5 separate regions of the Homo sapiens genome follow, and all the other regions are linked to region 1. Evidence: chromatin contacts called from ENCODE Hi-C or POLR2A ChIA-PET data. All regions are on one chromosome and are shown on one strand. The core of a region is the stretch at or near the end of the contact, and the rest is flanking DNA. Distances in the headings are between cores, read along the strand shown. Region 1 has its middle 340 kb from the start of LINC00693. Region 2 overlaps RBMS3 (RNA binding motif single stranded interacting protein 3). Region 3 overlaps RBMS3 (RNA binding motif single stranded interacting protein 3). Region 4 overlaps RBMS3 (RNA binding motif single stranded interacting protein 3). Region 5 overlaps RBMS3 (RNA binding motif single stranded interacting protein 3).

Region 1 (4,478 bases), core at 1,118-3,617:
CTGATTCAAGAAAAGGGTGACTGGAGAATTTACATACAACTAACAGAAATCTCTGATGGTACTGGGCATATTTGTCTTAAGGGAGAAAGATTTTAGGGACACCCTGATAATAATCTTTCTATATTTAAAAGGCTTTTATGTAGAAAAGAGAATAATTTTGTATTGTTCCAACAGGTAATAGAAATTGTTACAAGAATGGGGAATTCAATTCAGCATGAAGAACTTTTTAACTATTAGAACTGTGTGAAATTAGAGTAGAAAGCCTTAGGAGGCAATGAACACCTGTGATTTTGAATATTCAGGTGTGTAACTGACAATGCTCTAGGTAGGTATTTTTACATGGTGGTAATATTGAGTTGAATTAGGCAATCTAATGACTTCTAAGCCTAAGGTGTTATGAGCTTATAGGTTCTGTTTGTCTTTACTTTTTAACTCCAAAGGCAAACTTTTAATATCTTAAAATCACCCTTCTTATATTATAAGATGTCTGGGTGAAGATAGTAAACAAAACTATTTAGGGAAGTCTAAATGTATTTGGCTTGCTATTCTTTGACAAATCTTAGCTGAAATTGACATTAACCATGACATATATATGTTATCATGCTCTATCTCTATTTATGATTGTTGCTTTGCACTGCTGTCATTCTTCAGAAGTTTCTTTCTTTTGACTTTCCTTAGAATTAGCTTTAGCGATGAATGAAACTTCAAATTTGTACAGTTTAATATGCTTTTAAATAACTAGAGTAAGACTTTTATATTCTCATTTTAGGTATTATGCAGACTGTAAATGCAAATTTTTACAGCCTAGGTGTGTAGGCAATGGGCAAGTTTACAATCTGCATTAATACTATAATTTCAGCTACATTTATTAACACCTACCCTTTGTGGGACAGACTTATGATCACTTCATGTGCTTTATCTCATTTAATCTTTACAAAAATCCTCTCATATAGATAACACTCTCATGTTATCAAAGCTTTAGAGAATTTAAGTTATTTATCCATAGTGATTCAGAGCAAAAGCTTTATAGCACTGTACCTCATATTACTAGAGAGTAGAAAGATTTATTTTGAATATACAAGAATCTGCCATTCCATTCCACTTTTTCCCTTTTCCAACCCAGAATCAGATACCTTGAAAATTCCCTTTTATACTTTTCTTTTTTCCCCTACCAGCTACACATAAAAAACAAAACAAAACAAAAAAGGAAAACAAAAAATAAATTTCTGTAATCATTTCTTCTACCCATCCTATTAACAAGTTTTAGTCCTAAACATTTAGGACTGCTTCCAAAAGTTAAGTGGTTTTTTTTTTTTTTAATGTTCTACTTAGTTGAGGCTAAACTGTGCCATGTCCCAAACCATCATCCTTACAGTGTTCTTAAAATGTCTCCAAGTCTCACTTAAAACAATCAATCAACTGGGACCATTCATTGGAGTCCACAGTGGGTAGATCCCTGACCTAGTTCCCATGGAGAGTAACCAAAGAAAAGGAAGACTGCCAGCTCACTGAAACACAAAGAGACATAAGAACACATTCAGAGGGATACATGGAGCAGGGATGAATTAATCGAACGTTAGGGGGTCAACCAGCTTATCTGTTGTATTTCTATAGGACATTGACTACCATAGCTGAGTGTATTATTAAAACTTTTTCAATGCAAATATTATAAAAGGCATTCTGCAGTGAGAGCAGATTCCCTGACTTTGTATTCATCCTGTCCATGCAGGATTAGTCATTGATTTCAGCAACAAGGAGCACATACAGTATCTTTACCTGCTGCTGATTGCCTCACTTTCGTTCACCGCACAGACCATAGGAGGCAGCGACGTCACATAGTGGGATATGTTAATCCAACCAAGTCTCTAAATACACAGCCAAGCTTATTGAGACAGAGCTGTGACGTTCCTGGAACAATTTTTTAATCCTGTTTTGTTTATATGAGTGAATTTGCTTTCCTCGTGGATAAATCCTTTGAGAGCAACTCTCATTGGATGCCCTATTGGAAAGGGGCCAGCTTTGGTATCTAAATCCTTAGTTCTTTATTAGTTTGGGAACCATAAAAAATACTTTAGACAATGAAAACTTCTCTCTTTTTCCTCTCCATCTCTCTCCCTGCTTTTCTCCTTCAAGTATATGCACAATCATACTATTCCTCAATTAAAATGGAGTTTGGCGTAAATAAATAACTTCTAAAATCATAGAATGGGAAAAGTCCTCTCTATCCTAGAATTCTAGGGAGAATAATTATAAAAAAAATACTTTAGTACATGAGTACTCTGAATTTCAACTGAAATGTCTTTAGCTAGAAGTCCCATGCATGTTCAGAGAGACGATTATCTGCTTGGATATAGGGCTTGGCAGAAATCACTTTTCAGTTCAGACATGGGATGGCGACAGAGTCTCATTAGGCTAATTTTATTTACAGGGCAGCCTGGTTTCCTGTGCTGTGAGCTGGGTGCTTATTCAGCTGCCTTGGCTTCGGTGGGCTTGCCGCACAGCGTATTTTTGTTTCCGAACTATTTTGGCCCTGGAAGGATGTCTGGCCTCGTTTCACTTTCGGAACTCTGATGAAAGCCACAGAAGTTTCCAGGGAGCCTGAGCAGGCTACTTGTGGGGCCCTTCCTCCTACAGCGTAAATGGCTACTGGAGGGTGACTTATGATCTGGGAAGAGCCCCTGTATCTGGAGACTTTCACCTTTGCAGAGGAAAGAAATTCTCGCTATAGGTGGCATTGACCTCCCTGTTCTGCATCTTCAAGGCAGGACTTAAATCCCGGAGGGCCTTCGATCTGCTACTTTACTTATTAGTATGGGTAGATGTGGGGTCTTATTATACCCTCCTCTGCCAACGCAGGATACTGCGTGTTAGTACTTATTACAGAGGGTGTGAGAAAAACGGAACAAGAATCTCAATTTGACTTTGAGGGTGCTATTATTGTTTTTGCTCCACGTGTTCATTCAAATACTAATATACTCACACATTAACAGGGTACCTACACACATATTCTCTCATGTATGCATCACAACACATGGCTGAAGGAGGGAGAGATGGTGATGATATATGCCTATTTTAAAGAAGGCTCAGAGGGGCCAAGTAATTTATGCAGGTCACACAGCTCAGAGTGCTAGAGCTGGAGTTTAAACAGAAGTCTGACAAATGATCATTGATTACCTTTTTTGTGACTCAGAGAAATGGTCTTAGCCAAAATTAATATGTTTGTTATGTTAATCTTCAGAAATTATTAGTCACAATAAACATTGTTCACATTTTGAAAACAATTATAGAATCGCATTTGCTCAGATCACAAGATGATACTGATAATTGCCGAGAAATCAAATCATAACTAAATTTAAGTTTACATGTTAACAAGGAAAATTAAACATCCTTTCAAAATGTTTGCAGCAGATAAAGTTATATTTTATGTTAGGTGTAGCTGCATTGAATATGCTGTAAATGAAAGGGATTGAGTTCTGCTAACATAAAAGTCGGGGGGCTTACAAGCGTTGGTTGGTTCTGAAAGCTGATGCATTTTCACTTTAGGACTGTGCAAATGTACTTATTTATGCATATATAGCCATGAAGTGTAACCAGGGCTAGTCCCAAACTAACTCAGACCATCAGCTCCCTTTACCAAGCCCATGCTATCTCTGAGTGTATTAAGGGCTTTGCTTATGTTATGTTGTAATTACTCATCACTAACAAATAGCTTGTAAGGTACCATTTGCCTGATGAAGACATGCAGAACCAGAAAGTAAGACATTATTTTAGAAACAGAGAAATGACTTGGAGCGTAGGCCTAACTCAAAAGCCCATGCTTGTCACCTAAATCTCCCAGAGATAGAGCCCCAGGCATTTAGCAAGATCTCTTGCTCCTAAAAGCTGCCTCCATGTGCCTTCCAACCCTAGAGCTTCTTAAGTATTGCAATTACCGGGAAGTAAGGGAGATCAGAACCTTCTACTCTCATTCCACATTCCTAAAGTTGACAAACTCAGATTGCAATTGAAATGTATTTGAAATGTCAGATGTTTAAATTTGTTTTAGTGCAAGTTTGATGAAATAAGAACTTTAAACAATTATATATATCTTTCAGGACAGAAAATAGAAAAGAAAAAGAAAGTATTTGCTTCAGTGGCTTGCTAAAGGCTTCTCTTATCTTGAAAGACCTGGGTAATTGCCTCAATTTTCCACTTCTCTTTTCATGTCCAGATAGGGCCTCATTTTTTTTGAGAGTTTTTTCTACCAACTGGTTCCACTATATTTGAAGTTTTCAATTGTCTCAAGTAGAATGTAATAAGGTCTTTTTCTTAGGTACCTCTTGTAAAAGTATTTTAGAAGATTATTAGAATATGTATACTTGAGTTGGCAGTGTTAGCAAATATTCACATCCCTTCAATGGCAGTAGCTTTGTGGGATGATAGAAATTGTGCAGTAAGTTGGGACTATAATCAGCCATTAACATTAAACATCAGGTATA
Region 2 (4,478 bases), core at 836-3,335, 840 kb after region 1:
TTTCTAGTCTCTCATACCTGACACAGAACTTCGGAACAGGAGTTTTCAACCCTGGCTGCACACTGAAATCACCTGGGTAGCTTTGAAATCTTTGTGCCTGGGCCTCATGCCAAAACAATTAAGTCAGAATCTCCTGGGCTGGGCCCCAGAGATTGGTATTTTTAAAAGTAGTTTTCTGATAATTTTAATGTACAGTGATTTTAAAAGCTTCTTATTTTGCAATAAGTTTACCTTCACATAGAAGCCATAATGATAATATAGATTTTCTATATATTGCACACCCAGTTTCCCCCATTAACAACACCTTAAATTACCATGGCACATTTGTCAAAATTAAGAAACTGACATTGGTATATTACTATTAACTAAACTCCAGACTCTATTTGGATTTTGCCAACTTTTTTATTAACATTTTCTTTCTGTTCCAGGATCCAATCCAGTTACTATATTGTGTTTAGCTGTCCTGTCTCATCAGCCTGCTCTGATCTGCGATAATTTCTTAGACTTTGTTTGTTGGAGTAGTACTGGCCAGGTATTCTGAATGTCTCTAGATCTGAGTTTGTCAGCTGTTTTTCTCATGATAAGACCCCTAGTTTTCATGGGTTTTGGGAGAGAATACCACAGAGGTGAAACACCCTTGACATCTCATATCAGGTTATATTCCATTTTTGAAAACAACTTCTTGAAGTAATAGTGGCTGGGTAGAGTGGAGCTAGCAGGACCCATCCTACTCTTGAACAGATTGAAGTACATCAGTCAGTAGAGAAAATCAGGAGGGATGACATGAGGCCAGCAATGGAGCTGCATCTCTTGCAAATAAATAGTCTCAATTCAAAGTCATGAGACAACAGTTCTATTCCAGGCTCATCCACTAACTAGTTTTTAGGGAAGCCAATCACAGTCTTCTAGTGTTACTTTCTTCATCTGTACAATATAGAAGTTGATATCTGAGTCTTGAAATTATGTGACTCTCAAACTCTGGAATGTGTTTTCATTAGTCAAATATTGTCATCCACAGTTTCATTTCCTAAGAGGAATGTGTTGTAATGCTGAGCAAGATACCCTCAAAATTTCTGGTTTCTACAAAAGGGCATGTAAGGGAGGCCTCTCTGCTTCACTGTTTGGTACTTAAGACACTTGTATCCTAAGAATGTCAGGTGCCTGGCAGGAAGAAAACAAATTGCAAAAACTGAGAAGAAAATTCATCGCATTCATTCATCTTTGTTTCTGGAACTCACTATTTTATTCCTTCCGTTACAATGGATTAAGAAGGAAATGACATAATTTGTTTTTGAAATGTCAGAAGCAGTGCAGAGTTTAGTACTTTAAAAAATAGTTTAATGTTGACCCTGTGCATACGTAAATCTTACCAGAAATGAGGATGACTGGCTTACAACGTTAGATACTCTAAGTTGCCAATAATTTGTACAGAGCCTGTGATTGCAAAACCACAAACATTTCACAATACTGGAAACCTCTAATTAACCATAATAAATGACAGGATGGGTTTGTTTTAAATACATGGTTAATAATGCTTACTGCTTTAAGACCATAAACTGTGTGATTCTCTATGGAGGTGACAGAGGTAGGCTGCAAATGGTTTTGCAAAGTACGTTTCTACCTCTGCATGTTAAGTCTGACCCAGAACATTCTACTAATATTGGATCAGCCTCTCATCTGACGTAATTTGCCTGTGGGAATTGTATCGGCTGTTAAACTAGCTCCTCTTAGTAGCTGTTTGAAAAAAAAAAGGAAGAAGAAGCACAATTCTGTGGTGTGTTTCAAATAACTGAAGCCAGTGTCCTAGGTACTGAGACAAGAAAGAATGTCAAACAGGACCTTTAATGTGTATTTATATTTAAACATCAGACCTAACAGAAAACCCTGAAGCTTTATACAATGATTAGAGCCTTGTAAGATCCTAATTAATGTATTGTCAGGTGAATGGTTGGCCTGGCACTCAAGCTGTTCTGAGGGACGCAAGGGGTTTCAGGTACCGCCTAGGAAGAATAGATGCAGTTGTAGTGATTCAGTGGCCCATCTGAAAGGGACATATAAAGGCAGCTGTGTCTGGTGTGCTGTCTTTTCAGACTCACTTGATAATGCTAGTGTCAGTTTCAACTGAAGCGTGTGCCAGATTCCAGACAGCTTGAGCTGGCATTTCAGAGAGGTTAATTGTGAAACTTGAGAAGAAAATGGGCACATTCTTCCTAAGATGGCTATTCAAATATAGTCTCTTTCCTCCCCCCCCAGAGCTTTCTGGGTCTCAGTCTCACTTTTGTTCTGCTTCCACGTAAAATGCATGAGGAACACTGAGCCTTTTCCCCTTGGCAGCTCCTATATTGCCATCTTTGCTGGGACTGCTTTGCCTTGTTAAAATGTGCCCCGTGTATTAAAATGGAATTGTCACTGCTGGGTGGTGCAGCGTAACATGGTTTGACACTAAGCGCCGGCAGCTACAGAAAACAGACTTTTATTGCATTTATTCTTTCAGAGACGGGAGTCTCTAAAGGCTCACAGCAGACATTCACTTAGTTAAATCTGAATGAACCCAAAGTGAACAATCTACTCTGCTGTCTTTGTGTTCATAGAAACAGCCCCCATCCAGCTTGATATGGCTGTAAAACAGTGTTAAGAAAAGATGATCACACTTAGAATGCAGAAGGGAGGACTTGAGGCTTTCAAACAGAACAAAAATATTTTAAGTGGGTGGAGTGGGTTAGCCACTTGATTTTCTTTTTTAGCTTCCTCTCTATTCCCTAAAATGTATTATGTAGAATAAACACACACACACACACATACACACACACACCCCTACACACACACACACACCCCTAGTATTAGTCTTCATTTATAATTCCATGCCATTTTAAGACAAAGGATTTGATTTGTAGGACTCTTGCAAGCAAGCTTTAGATTCTTAACTGCCTTTTATCCAGATGAGTACCCAGAGAGAGATTGAACAGGGAGGGGGCTCTGAGGCATAAACTTTGCATTTTGTAGCTCTCCTGGAATAAAAATTCCATAAAGTAACATCTGTAGTAATTAAGGGCTTACATTTCCTCTCCCATTCATGTCTCTGCTAGGAGAGAAGGTTATTTTCCCAAAGAGACAATAGTGGATCCTGTGGGAAGAGAGAAAGAACAGAGTTAGAATTCTTTTCTTCCTGGAAATGGAAATTTTCTACTTAAAAAAAAAAAAAGATAAAAAAATTGAAAGACTTACAGTAAAAGGTTCCACTGGAAAGGAAACTTGAAAGAGTTAGGAAAATTGTACTTAGCTGTTCCTAAATATTTAGAATGAGGAAAGATTCCGCTTGCCTTTCTTATCCAAACATCTTCTGATATAGGGGAACTTGTGAGTGAGTAGTAAACAAAATGCTGTTTTTGTTTTTATTTTTATCTATTAAAATTGCATAAAGAGTTTTCTTTTTATTTGGACATCAAATTGATTCATTCTGAAGACTTTTTTTTTCAAAATAATACTTATGTGGATCCATTGGGTCACCTGATGATATACATACTGAGCGTTAATGTTAAGTTAGTTTCCTACACTCTCTTGTCATAGCAGGATCAGCTACTTAAATTAGGGTGAAATATGACAATGTAGATCCCTTTGTTAAAACACTGTTAAGAAGTTCAAGGTGGCAACAGCAGAACTTTAAACCAAGTGCAGGGTTGTTCTAAGTGTGGGGCTGTGTGTGAAGACATAGGCCTCATTCCTGTAAATTTAGCCCTGCTTGGCGGTAGAGATTTGTCATATCCATCGATACAGAAAGATGCACTCTCATCACATGCTTCATAAGAATGTACATCTGAAAACAAAACTTTGTCAGAGAATAATTATAGCTCAAAACTGGAACTCGTTCCTGATATTATCTTCAAACTTGTTAAACAAGTGATACAGATGCCCTGACTTCCTCTCTCAGTTAATTTTTAAGAATTTCCCGGGCAAACCTTCCACTGAGCCACATGCTTGCTCTCTCTACCACATTGTAATAAGGACGCACGCCCTCCAAGCTGCCCAGCTCAGCCCCCTGCCCTAATTACTTCGCCAAAAGCCTCTCCTAGATTCCGTGCCTCTTCTCAGCATTTCTCTCACTTCTGGGATTCCTCTCACATTTGAATTCTTATAGCTGTAATAAATATGTATAACTTACTTGACATTTGTTAGCATATTTTTTTTGTATCTTGTTTCCTTTGCCATGTAATATGGTCCTATAATATGGCCATGTAATATGGTCCTGAAATGGACATAAAATTTAGATGTAGGAAAGTTTTACAACTTGAGTTGATGGGCACCATTCCAAGAAAGCTCATATTAATAACAGCAGAAAATCCAAAATTAAACTTTGCCTTTTGAACACATTTTACACATTTCACACATTTCATACACATTCTTTCATGTGTGTGTATGCTGTTTCTTAAATGTATTTTTGCCTCTAGTATACTCTTTGGAAGACTTAATTTTCTTTTATC
Region 3 (4,478 bases), core at 1,304-3,803, 790 kb after region 1:
TGATCAGTGTGATTGTATTTTATGCCTGGCCGTCTCAGCCCAACTCAGTTCAATTAAGGACCACTCTAGCTCCCACTGGGGCCTGCTGAAGTCCGATCTGCGTCACAGCTTGCGTTCTCCCTTCGTTCACTCCTGCTTCCTTACGTTCCCTTTCACAGGCAATGACCCCAAAACCTCTCCTTAATACACATGACTCCCTCTAAACTCTGTCTCAGGGTTGGCTTCCCAAGGAAACCAACCTGCAGCCAACGAGTAATCAGTCCCACTTAGAATTCTTGTACTTGATTGCTTGCAATTACAGTCACATTGTAGGATTGTGACCCTGCTTTATGTTTGGTAGCTCTTGTTAGCAATGCCAGCAACTTCACGGCTGACATTAAAAGTGCAGAAATGTTCCGTGAATGAGTCTAAGAAAAGTCCCAAGCCTTCATCTTTTCACCTGGGACCAAGTATCAGCTCTTGATGGAATTGGAGAAAATGAAAAGAGTATATTCTGTTTTGTGAGAAATATGTTGGCTTTAGTGTAATGAAGCTTTTATAGTTTTTGAGTTATGTGTATGGCCTTATGAATTTTTGTCTTTTGAAAAACTTCTCTCTGATTTAAGATTCTAAAGAATTATTGCCTTCATTATCAGTACTCACTGATGCTGCCAATTCAATTATCTACAATGGAGGGCAGTGGTGTCCAATATAAACAAAAACAATGATTTATCCAGAATCTCTTATGTTTGTCCCCGAAGTACATTTTACTTGCATTTGAATGCAAAGGCCTATATAATGCACATTTAAAAACCTAACTTTTAAATAAACTGCCTGTAGATAATTGAAAAAGTCTATATTTATATTTAATTCTTCCTCTAAGAAAGCTATAATTATATATAATCATAGAGATAAAGCGTTATCTTGCACAAAAGTCTTTTTGATATTTTATCAGTCATAAAGAATATTAAAAGGAAATAGAGTAGATATAGGGTCGGTTAAGTGAAGGAATAGCTGAAAGACACTTGAGGAGAAAAAACACGTTACCATTTTTCAGATGACATTCGTAACTTTCTTGTGAAATGGAAATTAATCAAATGGAAGGAGATTATTCATGTGAGCAATTGGCATTACCTGTTCAAACTTGGTTGATACACATACGATAATTTTTAAAGAAGAAACCGTTTAGGCTATTTCCATTTTAAAAGTTCACCTCTCTATTATTGGAAGTTTTTTTGATTTGCCTTTTTGGATTTGTGAATAGAAAGAACCAGGCCTTATTAATGCATATTTTTATCTTTTTCTTTGATGGGTGATAGTCATTAAGAATGCTAAATTTAAATATTCTCCTTCTCCTCTATGTCAATAGTAAATAATAATATATCAGTAATAATCACAGCTAAACTTCATTGCATATATTCTCTGCTCAGGCACTATACTAGCACTACTACATACATTTTCTCTGTGTTTCTCCAGAAGCCTTATAAGGAAGTTCTCAGTAAACCTGTGAGAGCTAAGGCTTGAAAATTTAAGTAATTTACCAAAGGTCACACAGCTACACAGTCGCAGGCACAGCATTCGGGGTCAGGCAGCCTGACTGGCACTATACTCTTTCCAATATACTGAACGTTTATGGGTGACAGCTCTGAGTCCTCAAAAGGAATAGAATCAGCTTCAAGTGAAAACATAGTGTGTTAGTTCAGAGACTGAAAACCATAATCCGTCTCATTTCAGTGAATTCCCTTCATCCAGTTTAACTGTCAGGCCATGCATTACACCACGTGTTTTTAAACCTCTGAGATTCAGTTTAAATCATTACCATTTTCTTTAGAGGCTTTCAGAGTTATCAGGCTGCTCTTTGCATATCTTTTTATTACTTGTCACTGATTTAATGCTATACATTATGGAAATGCTTTAATTTCTGAAATTTTCAGTATAAATAATTGCTTATACAGCCATTACTATACATGCCAAGAGACATTAGTTCATCATAAAATATTTGAGCACCTACTATGTGTCAGGCACTGTTCCACGCATTAAATATACAATACAGTAGCTCCCCCCTTATTTGCACAGGATATGTTCCAAGCCCCCCAGTGGATGCCTGAAATCACAGATAGTACTTAGCCCTATGTATCCTATGTGTTTTCCTATACATACATAGCTGTGATAAAGTTTAATTTATAAATTAGGCACAATAAGAGATTAACTAATAATAAAAGAGGACAATTGTAACAATAGACTATATTAAAAGTTGTCATTGTGATCCCTCTCTCAAAAGGTCTTATTGTACTGTACCTTAGGTAACTGAAACTGTGCAAAGTGAAATCACAGATAAGAGGAGACTAGCGTAGTAAAGGAAATGGACATTGTGTCCACTTTCATGTTGTTCCTTAGACTGTTCCTGGAAATGATTTTCTCCATATTCGTTGGCTCTCTCAGCTGTTCTGAACAAATTTGGGAAGAGAGTTTCTATGGTTTGACTCTGTGGACTTGGCCTGAGTATGAATAACTGGGTCATGTTCTTGACCTCCAAGAAACTTGGAGCACAGCCTAAGAGATTGCCTGATGGATACAGTCATGAAATTTAGAACTTGAAGGGACATTAGAGACCACCTAATCCGACCATTTTAAACAGATGCAGAAACTTCAGAGCCAAGCAGGGTCAGACTACTAACCCAGGATCTCAGAATGAGCTTGTGGCAAAAGCCAGGCCAGAATCCAATTTTCTCCTTCAAGGGTCACTTTCTTCCCATGGCTCCATACACATGCTCTAATCTTTGGCACACCCTGGTCTTAACCTAGTAAATACTTTGGATAGGGTTATAATGAGGATTAGCTATTGCCTTTTGTGGTTGAGCAAACATCTGGGTCAATGCTAGTAACTGAAGAAAAGGAAAATAATAAAGCAAACCAACTACATTATTTACCAATATGAAAGTGAATGCTAGCATAACCATTAAAGGTTAAAAATTCAATGGATGACAACTGCTCATGTATCTTTGGATAGCTCATAAATAACAGAGACACTGTGCTTTTAAGTGATCACTTTGCTGCTCCTTTTTCTTCTTTATGTGATTAATTATGGTAGGAGAGCATTTTCCCCTCGAATAAAGCCTACAGCTTAAAGAATCAGACATTTCTCCCTAAGTTTGTTCTTTTGCCTCATTATATAAGAGAAAAAGGTTTTCTCTGTTTTTCCAAAATGAGATTTATAATCATCCCTAGCTGTGGTGGATGATTTTAGATCTCACCTTGACTGGGTTAAGGGATACTCAGATAGCTAGTAAAATATTATTTCTGGTTATATCTGTGAGGGTGTTTCTGGGAAAGATTTGTATTTGGTTTTTATTTTTGTTAATTTTTATTTATTATTATTATTATTTTGAGACAGGGTCTCACTCTGTCACCCAAGCTGGAGTGCAATGATGCAATCTTGGCTCACTGCAACCTCTGCTTCCCAGGCTCAAGTGATCCTCCTACGTCAGCCTCCCAAGTAGCTCGGGCTACGAATGCATGCTACCATGCCCTGATAATGTTTATAGTTTTTGTAGAGACAGAGTTTCACCATGTTGTCCAGGCTGGTCTCAAACTCCTAGGCTCAAACAATCTGCCCACCTCGGACTCCCAAAGTGCTGAGATTACAGGCAGAAGCCACTATGCCCTGCAGAGATAACATCTAAATCAGTAGACTGAGTAAAGAAGATCTGCCCTCACCAATGTGGACAGGCTTTATATAACCTGCTGGAAGACCATATAGAACAAAAAGGTGGAGAAAGGGTAAATTGGCTCCCTTCTGAAGCTGGAATATCCATCTTCTCATGTCCTTGGACATCAGAACTTCAGGTTCAAACTTCAGACTCTGAGACTGACACCAGGCACCCACTAGGTTCTCAGGCCTTTGGACTAGAAATGAAATACATCTCCAGTTTCCCACATTCTCCACCTTGCAGACAGCATATCCTGCACTTCTTTGTTTCCATAATTATGTGAGTCAGTTCCTATAATAAATCCCATTTCTTTTTCAGAGATAGAAAGAGAGAGATATCTCTTATTGGTTCTGGTTCTCAGGAGAACCTTAATATATTTTCCCTGTGAGGATGTGATTTTGGTAATATTAATTCTTCAAGACCTTCTTAGTGATTGATTATTGTGGCTAGTATCTATTATATTATATTATATATAATATACCACAGATTACATATTCCTTGTAGTATCAAACTTTAGAAAAGTGTTCAATTGCATGAAATTTCTCTTCATTTCCCCCCCATTAATGATCACTTCCATACTTTCGTAGAATATTTTCACCCTCTCTTTGTTCAGTGTTTGCCCTCTGTTCCCATATAAGGATGATTAAAACCCTTAAGCTGCTTCTCACTGAAAAGAAAGATAAGACATAATGTGCCCTTCTCTTAAACTACCTGGCATACCATTCCCAGAGTCAAAGAGAAAAGTCTGTAATGGAAACCTACAGGTAGCCTAGTACCTGGAGAAAATTA
Region 4 (4,478 bases), core at 552-3,051, 570 kb after region 1:
CCTATCGTATAACCTTATTTTACCTTAATTACCTCTTTAAAGGCTCTGTCTCCAAATACAGTCACATTCTGAGGTAGTGAGGATTACAATTTTAACATATTAATTTTGAGGGGACAAAATTCAGTCCATAACAATTATGCATGACTTTGATGACCCATTTGTAGATTGAACTTGTTAAAACTTCAGAATATAAATGGGTTGTAAACTTGTAGGTGAAACGTGGCTGATGTATTCCATCAGAGAGATAGCCCTACAACATTCCAACTGGGTCCCTAAAGCTACAGATATGCTCCATTACCATCCTCAAATGCCAAAGAATGAATGAGCCATCTAGAAGTAGGCAAACAACCACATTTGCTAAAAGGCTAATGTTTCATCCATTAAATAAATGTGATACCTTTTTCTAGTCTGGTATCAATATAGAAGGCATGTGAAAAATGAGTTAGCTGAGAGTTAATTGACTGCGGAGACTCTATTTTCAGTCTCTGCCTGTATTTTTTGAATTAATATACACAGTGGGTGATTCAGCAAAAGGGTTTAAAAATAAATTCTTTATTGAAGGATCCCACCAATTTGATGTCTTCATAATTCATGAAGAGTAGACCCATAATAACTCTATTTTCTCTTCAGCTTTGAAAATAAAAGATGCCATTAGTTTAAATTAGGCTTGTATGTGGAATAATCAAGTGTATCAACAAATATAGTTTGACTCAGATGCTGTTTAAGAATAAATGCCAGAAAAGAACTGGCTATTTCTCTTAAAAAATTAAATATGAAAATTGTATTGACAAGCTAGGGTGAAAGTGTTTTAAAAAGTTGATAGACAATATATACATTTATAAAATTATGAAAACTCAAAAATGTAATAAGCAAATAGTTACTGTAGACTAGCTACTCTTTTAAAGCATACTCTTTAGAATATAAAGAAAATAGAATATAAGAAATATCATTAGAGACCTGGCTGTATTTGAATATAAAGAAAATGTCATTAGAGACCTGGCTATATTTGTAGAATACATGAGCACTCAGGATAGTTGGTGAATATGTAGGTATGGGGTTGCCAAAAAGCATCTTTGCAATGCTGTATTAGGGAGTTCCTACTTTGGCTAGAGAAGGCCCACATAGAAAGAACTATAGTGTAAAATATATTTACTTCATTTATTTATTTCCCTTGAAAAGTTCAAACCCCCAAGGAAGTAGACTGTGGATAGTATTTTATCTCCTCTAGCTGTAAGAAATGAAAGGATAGATAAGTGAATTGGATTTGTCTGAAAGCTTCTGGAGTCAGGAGGCACATGGGACTTGTGCTCAGGTGTCTATTTCCAGGCATTATTCAGCAATTTGGTCACATAATTTTCTCTAATATTAGATTTCTGCTTCCAATGGTGGGTGGCATAGTTGAAGAAAGAACTTTATGAAGACATAAGGTCTTGATCTAAACCCTAAGAAGGGAAAGAGTAAGTAAATGAGGTTATATACCTGAAGGCATACTTTTTTACTTCAGAAATTTTTATTTTCCTTCGGAGTGTATAAAATCATGTACTTTTAATCTGCAGAGTAGTTTTCATTCTAATCTACTAGTATACTTTGATAAAAGCATAATTTCATAGGTATATTACATTCGTGGGTCTCGTGTTTATGGTGGTTACGTCTTTAAAAAAAATCTAAACCTTATTTATCTACATCAGTTGTTGACTTTGCAGATCACAGAGAATACAGAGCCAGTCATGCAGAAAGTACCTGTTTGTCATCCTGAGAGTTCAGACATGAACTGTAACCAGTGGCCCATTAAGTACCTTCTCTTGTTGTTTAAAGCATATCCTAGCTTTGCAAATTAATTGTTAATGCAGAATGTTGTAACGGAGCCATGGAATGAAATTCCTGTTACTCCAGTCATAGTAGATGTTGCGTCAAGTACTCTGAGTTGTGTTCCATTGTTTTGTGATTCTGTGCTGTCGGAAAGTCTGGCCTAGAGAGTGTTTAGAAATAAGGAAATCAAGAAATAGTATGGTTTGCTTTTTTGGACTCTGTGTGTGATTTTCCATTGATAGTAATATTGTAATAATTTCTGAGAAATAAAATTCTTTTTCTTTGTTTATAAAAAAGTTACTTGTCAAAATACTCACAAATGCTTTCCATAAGAAAACATTTAACATTTTTTGCTGTAAAAGTGATTACATATACTACATTTAATGCAGTAGAGGACATTCTTGTAATATTGATACAGTAGGACAATATGCATGCCATTGACTATTGTTAACAGTCCAGTTGTGAGATGAAATCCACTATGAAACACAGTAATGTTTAATTTCATATTTAAGACAGAGCTAAATTTCAGTTTAGAAGGTTCTTATATAAAAATTTCAGGAACACCTTTATAAACCAATTAAGAAGGATTTTTGTCTTAAGGGTTTATGTGCCTGGTGTAAGATAGTTATACCTGATCTAATTTTTCTTTCTTTTTCTGATTTTTACTTCTCACATATTGTATTAATGGTGCTTGGTGTGGAAAAAAAAGATGCAGTGACATTTTCTTCTCTTATCCCTTATTTTCTACTCTAAGATACATATAATTTTGCAAATATTTATTTACCTTAATAGCTCAAACCTAGCTAACATTACAGCTAGTTAATGGGTATGATTGTAGGTACGATGAATCATTGTCTAGTAAAGAGACTGTTCAAATATGATTTTATTTTACTGGTTATTTTCCCAACAGAGAGACTCTTGGGGTGAAATAGAGCTCCAAAAAGAGTGTTTTGGGGGAGATGGGAAAGGGAGGATTGGGAGTTTTTAAAGGGAATAATCTCGTGTGGTAATAGGCATGAGGTAATAGTCATTTTGATAATATGAAACAAACAAAAAAGCTTCGAACAGGTGAGTATCTGTACAACTAGGTAGAGTGAGAACATAATGAAATCCCTAACATTTAAAACTAACGATGTAAACTGTAAATGTAATTATCTTTTAGCAAATAACTTTACATGTCAATTTTCTCAGTGGAATTTTTTGACAGTCTAAGTAGTAATGTTTGAAGCTTTGGGGACAGAATCTTTACCCCCTTCCACTTCTCATCATTCTCAGAGAATGCCGAGGGCTGGAGACATTTTTATATAGCTGATAGCAGGGAGAGCATCATTGGAAGAAGAGCTAACATTAATAATACTTACTCTGTGTCGGCCACTGTCCTCAGCACGTTAGGTAAACCCCATTTTACCTTCACAAAAAGCCTATAAAGAAGACAATATTATCCTCATCTTATATACTTACAAAAATATTTATATCATTACAAATAATTCAAATCATTATTTAAATAAATGTATTTATATTATTATAGATGATCAAATGATGCAAAAAGCACATATTACTTACTTAGCCAACCAAATATACCCAGGCTAAATTAGGATTTGAACCATGATAGTTTGGTGTCTCCGTATATTCTTTTAACTACTATATTACATTGCTCCTGGAGCCTAATATAGTGGATTCCCAAAGACATAAATGTTGATTGAACTAGGAGATTTGACATATTTAGCTTCTCATTTTTGCAGATGAAGAAACTGTGTCTTAGTGAAGTTGGGTTAAACTCTGCAGTGTTACAACACAAGGTGAGAGTCAGAGCTGGATGCAAACCCTGTTCAGTCTAGCACCAAGGTCCATGCTTTCTTCCATGAATCCACAGAGTGCGATTTACTGTGATCACAATCACATGTGATCCTCTTTTGGCTGCCTGTGACAGCCTGACAAGTTTATTTTTGAAGCTCAACCCATTGCTTACATAGGGAAGAACATTCCTAAGTTATAAAGAAGAACTGGTGAAAGGACATCATCCAGGTGTGAAATGGGAATCCAGAGCTTGTTTTCTTGGTTTATGCATGCTCAGTTGTGTGTGCCCCGATGTTCATTAGAGTGTTTTAAGTGTCTTCAATGGGTTACAATAACATGGGTTTTTTTCTCTCTCTCTCTTTCAGGTATGGAAAAATTGTATCTACAAAGGCAATTCTTGACAAAAACACAAATCAGTGCAAAGGTATGTGTAAGGGCATCCGTACCCTGAAATCTTGCCTATGCTATCTGATTAATGGTTCTTCCATTGTGGAGGTCCAGGTACCAGCTGCACAATGATCACAATGCATAGTATGGAAAACCTCTTTAATGATGCCAATGTTTTGATAAGTTGTATTTCTAGTAACATTGCTCATTCATTTTTTTCATTAACAAACAAAATGAAAATCACAAATCAGAACAAGTATCAAATTGCTTCAGCATAAAACTAAATTACCTCCTAACAACTTTGGGGTGTCTGATGTGAATGATATCATCAGTGATGCAAATTGATTTCCTATATAAAAATGAGGAACTCTGGGGAAAACTTCCCCATGCAAAACACATTTTAATTTCTCTGTTCTTTAAAGCTTTAGCAACATTGGTTGACTATGAATAAATTTACTGATGGGCCTATTGTATTAAGCTTCAGC
Region 5 (4,478 bases), core at 550-3,049, 520 kb after region 1:
CAACTGTAAGTGCAAAAGAGAGAGGAGCATGATACTAACAGATTTTTTAGCACAAGATTAGACCTAGTTAGGGCGATTAGCAAAGGTATCTCTGAGGAAGTGACAATTGAGCTAAGATTAGAAGGATAAATAGATTTAACTAATCTAGAAAAAAGTGGAAGAGCAGCCAGGTAAAGGAAACATTGTGTGCAGAGCCAAGGGCTGGAGGGGGCATGCCAAGGACAAAGGGCTAAGAAAAAGCCACGTGACTATAGCAGAGAGAAAGAGGTAAAGTGTGGGGCAAAATGAGCTAGAAAACACGAAAGGACAAGATGATTCCTTTGGAGATGATGTTAGAAGCTTGATTTATCTTAAGAACAATGGAGGAAATCATTGAATTGTCATAAACAGGAAGTTCGCATAGCTATATTTTTGTTTCAAATAGGTAACTCCAGCTGCAGAGTACGGAGAAGTGATCCTCTGAGATCAAGGAACAATTAGAGTAGGAATAGTTGAAAAGCTGAAAGAAGAATGCTTTTTGTTCAGAGAAGAGGGTGTGAGAAGTAATATTAGTGGTGGTAGAAAAATTATGTGTGGTGAAAGATTTTGTCATATGCATTCTTTTTTCCGTTAAAAAGCAGGGACATGGGAACAATTAACCAAATGAACTTCAAAAGAAACAGCAAAGTAGCACAGAATAGAACCCAAATGAGTTGATTTTTAGTTAATCTCTTTTTATTTATTTATTTATTTTTATTATTATTATACTTTAAGTTTTAGGGTACATGTGCACAATGTGCAGGTTAGTTACACATGCATACATGTGCCATGCTGGTGTGCTGCACCCATTAACTCGTCATTTAGCATTAGGTATATCTCCTAATGCTATCCCTCCCCCCTTTTTCTTACCCAGTCTTGAACGGGTCATCAATATACTGTTAAACAATTAAATGGCTGTAATATTAAAAGCACTAAAGGCAATGTAATAAAAACTAGGAATCCAACTGATTATACAGATTTACTCATGGATGGATGATCAGTTGAAGACTACTGACAGAACACTTGGATCATATATATCCTTTATGCTTATCTCAGGAAGACCAGACGGAAGTCGGAGAAGATAGATTTGGTTTAAGAAAGAGAGAGAGAGCATTGTAACTTTTTTGAGCCAGATAAAATATTTGTAGTGTAATGATTTTTTACATATAAGTTATATTTTGTCCTTCCAAGAAATTGGTAACTTCTATTTTATGATTCTGAATATGCCCTGGAAACACATTTAAATTGTTCCTAAAAAATAAAATCAAACGTGCATCATAATGGGTAGCATTTACAATGGAAAAAAATCATTATTGTATTTATATTTTCCACATCTACAACATATTTTATCTAACCATTTTGTGGCTTATAAATTTGATTTAATACAATGTTCTCAGGAAGCCCCAGCCAATTGCCCCCACTTTCCTGTGATTGACTGCTATGGAGTTAATTAAAATATTGTGAAGGAACAGAGTGCATTGTTTTTCTATTATAAAGTAAACATGCCGCTGCTAAGGCCACTTGAAACAGAATGCAGGAAAATAGAGGGAAACTCTTGGGTAGGTACATACATATTTCCAGTCCTTACCAGAAGAGCAGGAAAGTCAACTGCCCTGCCCCCACACTTTTCTCCGTAAATGTTTTCTTTGCTCAAGTCATGACACCCTAGCATTTCCCCCTTTAAAATGAAACTCTGAATGTCACTTTAACATTTAAAAAGAGAGGGGAAACACCCACAATGAAAAGCCAGAGGAACGAAATAGAAGTGTTTGCGCTGGAGAGCCGAAGGGTCTGCCCAAGCTAATCTCCCGGACTTTTACACAACCCTGTTGGATGTCTCATTATAGTGCGTGCTGAACGCTGAATAGTAAGAGCCAGACTCAAGTGCCATCCAGGCTCCGAGCGCAGAGTCCATTATACATGGTGTCAGACAGTTTTGACAAATGCACCGACACAATCAAACCTTTTATCAGTTTAAAAGTAACCTTGTCACAATAATCTGTCAGACTGTTCAGATACAACTAAAGGAAAACAAGTCATCATGCACTCCAGGGTAAACAAGTAAATAAGAAAAATGTGACTGGAAATTTTTAGAGTTCTTTCTTACTGTGTCATTGAAGATTTAAAAGTTTCCTCTAATAAGACCCTAGGAAATTTATTAGTAGCTGTCTTCTGCAAGTCAGACTCAAATTACGCAGCTGCTTTTGAGATGTCATAAATCTATGTGGTGGCAGGTGTGAGCAGGAAGTGAATACTGGAATCTTTAAACCCTGCCTTTGTGTATTTTAAATGAGAGAGTGCTTTAAAGACCCAAAACACGATGTTGGAATTCCTTGATTCAGCAGAGATTTGACAATGGGTTACGTATATTCATTCAGATTTGGGCAAAATTATGTTTGCCAAGCATCTGCTGTAAACTAGACATAGTATTTGATTAGTACTAAATAATTGTCATTAATAATAGGTTGTTATATTTATATATTTACATTAACACAGTTATTGTATATTACATGCCTCATACTCTACTAAGTTTTTAAATTATTTAATGTTCAAAACTTCCCTATGAAGTGGGAATAATACTTTCTTTAAACTGATACTCAAAAGGGTTAAGAAACTTGTTCAAATTTATGCAGCCACCATAGCCACCAGGATTCAAAATCTGGATCTGACTTCAAAGCCGATATTCGTAATCACTGAAACATTCATATAATGAGAATAAGGGTGGCATAAATCATAGGTTCTCAGTTCCATGACTACTCGTGAGAATCCCTTAGGGACCTTCAGAAAATAGGTTTGGACCTCAAGTGTTCTGATTTAACCAGTATGGGTCAACCTGGATTTTGGGATTTTTTAAAGCCTGCTCAGATAATTCTAGTATGTAGCAAAGATTGAGAACTTTTAGACTTAATGATGCTCACACAAATCGGAAAACATAATTTAATCCCCTGTTTTAGCTCTCTTACTCTGACTTTCATAGGCTCTAGCAATTTCATGGGACCTACCACTGTGCTTTCAATTATCCAGAAGTATTAAAAATGAATATTATTGTGAAAATTTGGGGATGAATTTGATTTTCTGATAACAAACTGACATTTTAGATTAGGCACATGGATAATAAAGCCCTGGAATATGCCTCTAGAAGTGTTTTCAAGGATGTCCTTGGAAGAATCTTACTTTCCTGCTTTATATAATTTCCAAAAGTCAAACATTTATTCAACATTCTACTTTTTAATAATGTTTGCATTTAATTGATGATTAAGCAAGAAACTCTTCCTATTTTGACTCATATGATTAAATTTCTATATATACTTACATTTTTTTGCCGACTATAGTTTAGTGAACAAAAGTCCAGTGAGTCTTAAAAAATAATTTACATCTCCTAGTGTTTTGGGGGCATCCTAGAAATTATTGTCCCACTGATTCATTGATCACTCATTTATTATTGTTTTTATTACTTTGAAGAATTTTCTGCTGAATGTTTACATATCTCATGATCAATTTAAAAATATACTTAAATTCCTGATAGCCGATGATATTTTTCCATATCTATCTTTGGAACAGAGAAGAGAAAAATAAAAATAAAAAAATCATTGAGAGGACCAATTGACTTAGTTTACGATCTTGATGGTAGCACAAAAAAGATGGAGATGTAAAAAGATGTGATCAACTCTTTCTGGATGTGCTGAGTAAACATCTGGAGCTCAGAGAGGTGGAATTCTAGGCAGATCTCATGCTGAATGCCTGAAAATTTGAGGGACTTGAGTTTTAAGGGCGGGACTCTGGCAAGTTCAGATGGCATCCTGGTTTTCTATTTGTCCAGTGATTTTTTAATTGATAAATACAGCTGACCCTTTTTAGTCCTTATTTTAATTAAGCTCTCTGTTACTTGACCCTGTTGACCCCTCCTTTCTTCTCCTATGGATGGTAAATTCCTTTTGCCTGGATTTCCTCTTACCTTTTGGAGATTATTCTTTCTACTTTCTCTTCTTCTACCTGTCTCTTGAATATTTTGGAGTTTTCTGGAGATTGGACCCCTCTTTTCACTCTATAAACTGTCTGCTCTTTATTACACAAACAACATCAGCTATTCTAATGACTAATAATTCTATATTGTCCACCATCAACTATTTGTTTAGTTCTGGATCCATATCTCATTATTCCCTAGACAATTCCAGTTTTGTAACCCAAGAGCTATCAAATTCATTGTCCAAAGAGGGTTATTCTTGGACTTATCCCTTCTTTAAGGGATCCCACTATTCTCTATGTGAATAGTGGTCCAAATAAAAAATCTTGGGGTAACTCTTTTCCCCAGTCTAGAATCAATTTCCAAGACCTCAACTGTTTGATATTTATGATACCCAATAGCTCGTCTGCTTCAGTACTGCCATGGTCTTTTTACTCATTTATTCAAACGTACTTATTGATTGTCATCTGTGTACCAAGCACTGCAGATATCTTAA

The links. Hi-C counts contacts between places; a loop is a spot of excess contacts on that map. ChIA-PET counts read pairs that join two places held with the same protein, here RNA polymerase II (POLR2A). Pooled maps may share reads with other maps.
Region 2: a loop to region 1 is called in a map of tibial artery, with 7 times the contacts of the local background. The contact joins two enhancer-like sites. A Hi-C loop is called at or near these places in 48 of 168 maps with a recorded cell type or tissue (A673, Calu3, GM12878 and 26 more), 31 of 37 single-sample maps with no recorded cell type and 40 of 50 pooled maps. POLR2A ChIA-PET finds 5 or more read pairs at or near these places in 1 of 52 experiments (MCF 10A).
Region 3: a loop to region 1 is called in a map of cardiac septum, with 2.5 times the contacts of the local background. The contact joins two enhancer-like sites. A Hi-C loop is called at or near these places in 1 of 168 maps with a recorded cell type or tissue (cardiac septum) and 1 of 50 pooled maps. POLR2A ChIA-PET finds 5 or more read pairs at or near these places in 1 of 52 experiments (Caco-2).
Region 4: a loop to region 1 is called in a pooled map, with 2.4 times the contacts of the local background. The contact joins two enhancer-like sites. A Hi-C loop is called at or near these places in 1 of 168 maps with a recorded cell type or tissue (IMR-90), 2 of 37 single-sample maps with no recorded cell type and 3 of 50 pooled maps.
Region 5: a loop to region 1 is called in a map of endothelial cell of umbilical vein, with 3 times the contacts of the local background. The contact joins two enhancer-like sites. A Hi-C loop is called at or near these places in 1 of 168 maps with a recorded cell type or tissue (endothelial cell of umbilical vein), 1 of 37 single-sample maps with no recorded cell type and 2 of 50 pooled maps.

The regions. Positions count from the first base shown.
Region 1 is chr3:28,914,429-28,918,906 of GRCh38, forward strand. No RefSeq gene overlaps it. Among named protein-coding and RNA genes, the nearest start is that of LINC00693, 340 kb to the left of the region's middle. Within about 2 kb of position 2,368, at least 19 of the 41 ENCODE cell types and tissues checked have a DNase peak (open chromatin) inside an H3K27ac peak, as active enhancers do; they include ascending aorta, endothelial cell of umbilical vein, gastrocnemius medialis and 4 more, where a contact is called at or near this core.
Region 2 is chr3:29,757,471-29,761,948 of GRCh38, forward strand. The region is part of intron 5 of RBMS3 (RNA binding motif single stranded interacting protein 3); the gene reads left to right. Among named protein-coding and RNA genes, the nearest start is that of RBMS3-AS2, 120 kb to the left of the region's middle. Within about 2 kb of position 2,086, at least 12 of the 41 ENCODE cell types and tissues checked have a DNase peak (open chromatin) inside an H3K27ac peak, as active enhancers do; they include ascending aorta, endothelial cell of umbilical vein, gastrocnemius medialis and 4 more, where a contact is called at or near this core.
Region 3 is chr3:29,708,965-29,713,442 of GRCh38, forward strand. All of the region lies in intron 4 of RBMS3 (RNA binding motif single stranded interacting protein 3), which reads left to right. Among named protein-coding and RNA genes, the nearest start is that of RBMS3-AS2, 68 kb to the left of the region's middle. Within about 2 kb of position 2,554, at least 2 of the 41 ENCODE cell types and tissues checked have a DNase peak (open chromatin) inside an H3K27ac peak, as active enhancers do.
Region 4 is chr3:29,484,470-29,488,947 of GRCh38, forward strand. RBMS3 (RNA binding motif single stranded interacting protein 3) reads left to right here. Exons shown (of 15, transcript NM_001003793.3): 3 at 3,972-4,030. Among named protein-coding and RNA genes, the nearest start is that of RBMS3-AS2, 160 kb to the right of the region's middle. Within about 2 kb of position 1,802, at least 2 of the 41 ENCODE cell types and tissues checked have a DNase peak (open chromatin) inside an H3K27ac peak, as active enhancers do.
Region 5 is chr3:29,438,881-29,443,358 of GRCh38, forward strand. All of the region lies in intron 2 of RBMS3 (RNA binding motif single stranded interacting protein 3), which reads left to right. Among named protein-coding and RNA genes, the nearest start is that of RBMS3, 160 kb to the left of the region's middle. Within about 2 kb of position 1,800, at least 7 of the 41 ENCODE cell types and tissues checked have a DNase peak (open chromatin) inside an H3K27ac peak, as active enhancers do.